Regions from separate parts of the Homo sapiens genome. Here region 1 is linked to region 2. A link is an interaction called in ENCODE POLR2A ChIA-PET data of the cell type or tissue named here. Cell type or tissue: PC-9. All regions are shown on one strand. Each heading gives the region's core, and the rest is flanking DNA. Links, peaks and the distances in the headings are about the cores only. Region 1 overlaps OPHN1 (oligophrenin 1). Region 2 holds the start of OPHN1 (oligophrenin 1).

Region 1 (2,918 bases), core at 98-2,597, 100 kb after region 2:
TTCTGTCATGTTTGCTTCAGATCGTTCTCATTCTTTTTTCTTATTTATTTATTTATTTATTTATTTATGAGACAGAGTCTCACTGTGTCACCAGGCTGGAGTGCAATGGTGCGATCTCGGCTCACCACAACCTCTGCCTCTCAGGTTCAAGTGATTCTCCTGCCTCAGCCTCCCCAGTAGCTGGGACTACAGGCATGCACCACCACACCAAGCTAATTTTTTTGTAGTTTTAGTAGAGACAGAGTTTCACCATGTTGGCCAGATTGGTCTCGATCTCTTGACCTCGTGATCCACCTGCCTCAGCCTCCCAAAGTGCTGGGATTACAGGCAGGAGCCACTGCACCCGGCCTCTTTTTTTTTTTTTTTTTTTTTGATACAGAGTCTAGCTCTGTCACCCAGGCTGGAATGCAGTGGTGCGATCTTGGCTCACTGCAACCTGTGTCTGGTGGATTCAAGTGATTCATGTGTTTCAGCTTCCCAGGTAGTTGGGATTACAGGTGCCTGCCACCATACCCAGCTGATTTTGTTTTTTTAGTAGAGACTGGGTTACACCGTATTGGCCAGGCTGGTCTCGAACTTCTAGCCTCAAGCTATCCACCCACCTCGGCCTCCCAAAGTGCTGAGATTACTGGCTTGAGCCACCGCACCTGGCCCAGATCGATCTCATTTTCTAAGTAAAACATAGAGATAGTGAAATCTGCGTTTACCTCTTTCCCCAGTCCTTATTACTTTCTCTCACCAAGGGCAGCCACAATGCTGAATTTGGTATTTATCCTTCTTGGCAATGTTTTCTGTTTATATATAATATTATAATCATTATGTAATATAATTATATATTAATACATATATCTACTAATATATAATTAATACAATACATTATAATTATAAGATATAACTATTATATAATTATGTACTATATTGTATATAATCATATATAAATTATACAAGTACAATATAATTTTACATAAATTATATAAACATAACTATATAAATTATATATATAATTTTATGTACATTATATAAGTATACTTTTACAGAATTATACATCTTATGTATATTATATATGAGATATATATTAGATATATACTAGATGTATACATTTGTTGTTTGTGTCTATATATATGGAATAGAAAACATGGCCAAGAAGAATGCATGCCAAATATATATTTAAATATATTAATATGTAATATATTTAATAAATCTATATTTAATAGTTATATTAAATATTTTAGTTATATAAATATATAAATGCTTATATTTATAGATACTATGAATATTATATAGAGATATAAATATATATTTGTGCTGGAAATGTTTTGTATATTTAAATTTTTTTTACAAGTGGAATCATACTATATGTACTTCAACTTGTTTTTTTTTCCACTTAGCATTGTTCTTTTTCGAATTTTAGATATTTTCATGTTGATATACAGTATATAGATATAATTCATTCTTCACTTTTTTTTTAAAGAGGCAGAGTCTCACTATGTTGCCCAGGTTGGGCTCGAACGCCTGGGCTCAAATGATCCTCCTGCCTCAGCCTCCCAAGTAGCTGGAACTAAAGGCACTTGTTGCCATGCTGGGATTCATTAACTTATAATACTCACTAGGACACTTCTGTTATGAATATTGTTGGGAAAATTAAAAATTAAATCTCTTGCTAACTTAGAAAATCCTTTTCACAAATGTGGAAAAGAAAGAAAACTGGCCGAGCGCTGTGCTCATGCCTGTAATCCCAGCACTTTGGGAGGCTGAGGCAGGCAGATCACCTGAGGTCAGGAGGTCGAGGCCAACCTGGCCAACATGGTGAAACCCTGTCTGTACAAAAATACAAAAATTAGCTGGGCATGATGGTGGGTGCCTGTAATCCTACTACTCGGGAGGCTGAGGCGGGAGAATCGCTTGAACCCAGGAGGTGGAGGTTGCTGTGAGCCGAGATCTTGCTGTTGCACTCCAGCCTGGGCGACAGAGTGAAACTCTGTCTCAAAAAAAGGAAGAAAAAAAAAAAGAAAAAGAAGAAAGGAAAAGAAAGAAAACCATTGTGTTACTGAAAGCATTAAATCAGACGGGGATGTGAATGACAGGTAATACACTAATGAGACTGTAAGCATAGAAAGAAATGTCACACTTTTACATAGGCAAGAATATATGATCCATTTACATATGTGTTCTCAATATAAAGCATAACTTGCCCTCCAGTTAGATTTGACAGCACTTTTATTTTACATAGTTCAGGCAATATTCACCTTGTAGTTGAGGTGGCCATATGTTAGCTAATTGCCTTTATCCAAAGAAAAAAATATAACTTCTCTTGTCTATATGCCCAGCAGGCATTTAAGATTTAAAGCAAGGTACCTAAGCTAAACTCCCTGAGGTAACAAGGAGATAGAGGTATATTTATCTTGATGTTAATGTTTCAAAGAGATGGATCCCCAGGTCCTTAAGAAAAATATTAGGTGGTCATGCTGGCAAGAGGCTTATTTAGCTCTTTAGAACATTTGCATAGTTATAGAAAAGATAGAAGGTGGCTTTGTAATAACCTTTTCTTGAGGAAATGCTCTAAGAAAAGGAAGAATGGAAAAGCCTTTTCCTATTCAGCAACTGGGAACATTCAATCCTACTATATACTACATATTTATTTATTCATTTACTTATAAATGGGCATGTAGGCTATTTCTAATATTTCATTATTTCCCATAATATGCCAATGAACATCCTTATCTATGCCTTCCTGGGCAGTGTGCAAGAGTTACTCAGATTATGAGCATTGTTAATACTACAGATATTTCCAAATTGTATTCCTGAGTGCTTATACACATTTATACTTACACCAACAAATATAAGACTATCCACTTTATCCATTTGTTCACATCATTAAGATTTGAGGCTGGGTACAGTGGCTCATACCTGTAATCCCT
Region 2 (2,918 bases), core at 159-2,658:
TGAGAAAGACTTGACTGGCCAGTGCTAGCTTTAAAGACGGAGGAAGGGAGCTATGAGCCAAAGGATGTGAGCAGCTTGAGCCGGAAAAGGTAAGGAACCAGATTCTACCCCTAGACTATCTGAAAATGAACACAACCCTTCTAACATCTTGATTTGATCCCAGTGAGGCCCATTTCTGATTTCTGCCTTCTGGAACTGTAGATTATAACTTTATGCTGATTTAGGACATCAAGTTTGTGGTAATTTGTCACAGCAGCAACAGGACCCTAATTCAGGTGGGTCAGCCACTATTATTCTATTTACAACCCCCTTCCGTTCTGGCTTTCTTCACAGGGCAATCTAATGTAAACACTTCTGCAGAATTAAAGGGATCTCTTTGCCCACGCACAAACTATTTTTTAGTTTTTCGAGCCTCTACCTACCCTTAGTCTCAAGACAGCTGCCTTTAAGGTAAGCTGCAAGACAATTTATAACATCCTATTCTTAGACTTTCCACTTACACATGGAAAATCATATGCATTATCGGCGTCTGCCACAAAAGCCATGCTCTGAGGTCCTATTCAGGAAAATATTAACTCTGAATTATGGCCTCCCTTTCTTTGGCAGGGGGCACTGAGCTTCACGGAGACCCTAGAGTAGGAATCAACCCTTCAGGTCGAAGGCCCAAGGGAATTAGAGCACTTAGAGCAGGAGACATGGGAAAAGAAAGAGGAAAAGAAGTTGGTAGGTCCGAAGGAGGCTGGAAAGAGGGGAAGGCAAAAGAATACACAACCCAGCCGAATCATGGGAATTGAGAGATGGCTTCCTGCAATCTAGTCTTGCGGGTTCTTGCTCTAGTTTCGGAAACTTCCCCCGCAGAGTCCAGCGCCGCGCACCTGCCCCTTGGGGCCGGTCCCTGCGCAGGAGCCTGCGGCAGGCTGGGAATGCCGTTCTGGGAGAGCAGCCTCCCAGGCGGGGTGGTGGGGAGACTGCAGGGAGGAGTCTTGGGGAGTGCAAACGGAAAGACTACATCTCCCAGGCCGCCACGCTTTCCAGCTGGAGTCCTAGGGCGCTGACTGCTCCCCAGTTTCCGTAGGGAAGCGCTGGGCTACCGCGGCTATTGTGCGTCGCGCTCTCGCCCTCCTCTTCCCGCTGCAGTGTCTATGGAGCGAGGCTACGTTTCATTGCCGCCCTGGCTTAACCCTTCCGGCGCCTAAAAGGACGGCCGGCCGGCCGGCTCCCTTGCACCAGGAAGAAGTCTTAGCAGCCAGCGGGCCCTGGTCAGGAAACTCTAAGGTACAAGGAAAACAGTTGAGGAAGGAGCCAGAGCGCTCCGGTTTGGTCCTCGGGCTTCGCTGGGGCGGGGCGCAGGCGTTGGCTTTAAGAAAGGGGAGGGGACAGTGCAATCCGGGTTGCCCGCGGAGTTCGGCCAAGGAAGTCTTCCGCTCGCTCCGGAGCGAGGAGCCTGTAGAGAGGCTGTTCCCAGCTCCAGCTCTAACCTCGCCTACACCTTGGGCGGGCCCAAGTGTCACGTTTGCAATTGCTCAGGAAGGATCCGGCCCGTCTCCGGAGGCAAGTCGGGCTGCGGTTTTTGCTGCTTATCTGGGAAGGCGATGCCTAAGGGACATGCTGCTTGCTAGGCAGCACCCTGCCGGGATCCGACTGCGATAGTTAGCTCTCCCTGGCCCTGAAGCCATCGCCGGGGCGCCTGTTCTCTGTCCGGACCAGCCAGCGCTCCTCAGGAGTCTCACTGAAACAGGTACCTGTCCTCCAAAGGGACGGAGGCTATGAGCTTCCTTAAGCGGGTCGCGCGCTCAGTCCGTCCCCTCTACTTCCTCTACTGTGCCATTGATGCTCTCGGTCTTTGTGTCTTTCCCCTTTCCCCCTACTCCCGGCCATCAGAACCATGGGTCATCCCCCGCTGGAGTTCAGCGACTGCTACCTGGACAGCCCCGATTTCCGCGAGAGGCTCAAGTGTTATGAGCAGGAACTGGAGAGGACCAACAAATTCATCAAAGACGTAATCAAAGACGGCAACGCGCTTATCAGCGCTATGAGAAGTAAGTGCAAGGCTTCGATGAGCTGTTTCTCTGAGCTGGTGTGTCTGGCCTTTAAGCCTTTCCACACCACCAGGGGAAGGGAGATTGCAGGGTGACTCCCAGCCCAGATCTCTGAGGCAAATGGGTTTCCCACACTTGGGGAGTGGAGATAGTAGAAGTGGAAAGTGGTGGATACAACCAGAACTTTGGGCCTTTTCCTTTAGTGGTTTTGACCTTATAAGACGTGATCCGTAGCTGTGCCAGGGACCCTCTTGCTCAGCAATTACCCTTACTTGGCAGATGATTGTTCTTAAGGGACAATCTGCTGTACTGTTAGACATATTCAGCACCCCTGTCTGGGGCAAAGTGACATCCAAGCTGACCAAGGAACTGCCCCAGCACCTCCTAAACAATTGGGGATTAAGGTCAGCAGCTTGAATAATAATTTTGTCCTGGTCTCTGGTTGCTACAGATAAGTGTGGGGGGCAGTAAAAAATTCGCCATGGCAAGTTATTTTTTAAGGAAAGCACCTTTGCCCCAGTGAATTATTTTCTTTATCACACTGAGCTATGGTTTAGGTCAAGGTCAGTCTAAGTTCAGGATTATTGGATGGCTTCACCTGCCACTGAATTCTGCTTGAGTGTGGAACAAAGAGCTGACTACTTAGTCCCTGCCACAAGGGGCCCAGCCCCCAGGGAGTAAAATAGGGATAGGGTTGGGGGCTGCTGGGCTGAAGGAACTTCACCTAGCTTCGCTTTTCCAGTGCTCACAGCTGACTCAGCTGTGGGAAGCTCTCTCCTTCCCCCATTGTGTGTGGAGGTTTTTTTTCTGCTTGTTGGTAGGAGGCTTGGAGTAAAAGAAAGAATAATAAACATCCCCAACGAGAGTGCAGGCAAGCCA

The links. ChIA-PET counts read pairs that join two places held together with the same protein. Peaks named below come from ENCODE experiments on the same cell type or tissue, not always from the same donor. Only the 100,000 strongest peaks of a DNase experiment are listed, where the experiment ranks them.
Region 1: POLR2A ChIA-PET joins it to region 2 with 10 read pairs; 2 of 35 experiments call an interaction of 5 or more read pairs at or near these places.

Annotation. Positions count from the first base shown.
Region 1 is chrX:68,329,185-68,332,102 of GRCh38, reverse strand. The region is part of intron 2 of OPHN1 (oligophrenin 1); the gene reads left to right. Among named protein-coding and RNA genes, the nearest start is that of OPHN1, 100 kb to the left of the region's middle. In PC-9, for the core only: no CTCF peak of the experiment used is centred there; no DNase peak of the experiment used is centred there.
Region 2 is chrX:68,431,988-68,434,905 of GRCh38, reverse strand. OPHN1 (oligophrenin 1) reads left to right here and starts at 1,411. Exons shown (of 25, transcript NM_002547.3): 1 at 1,411-1,738; 2 at 1,882-2,039. The coding sequence starts at 1,886. In PC-9, for the core only: no CTCF peak of the experiment used is centred there; DNase peaks (open chromatin) are centred at 1,025 and 1,475; H3K4me3 peaks cover 2,458 bases; H3K27ac peaks cover 1,940 bases.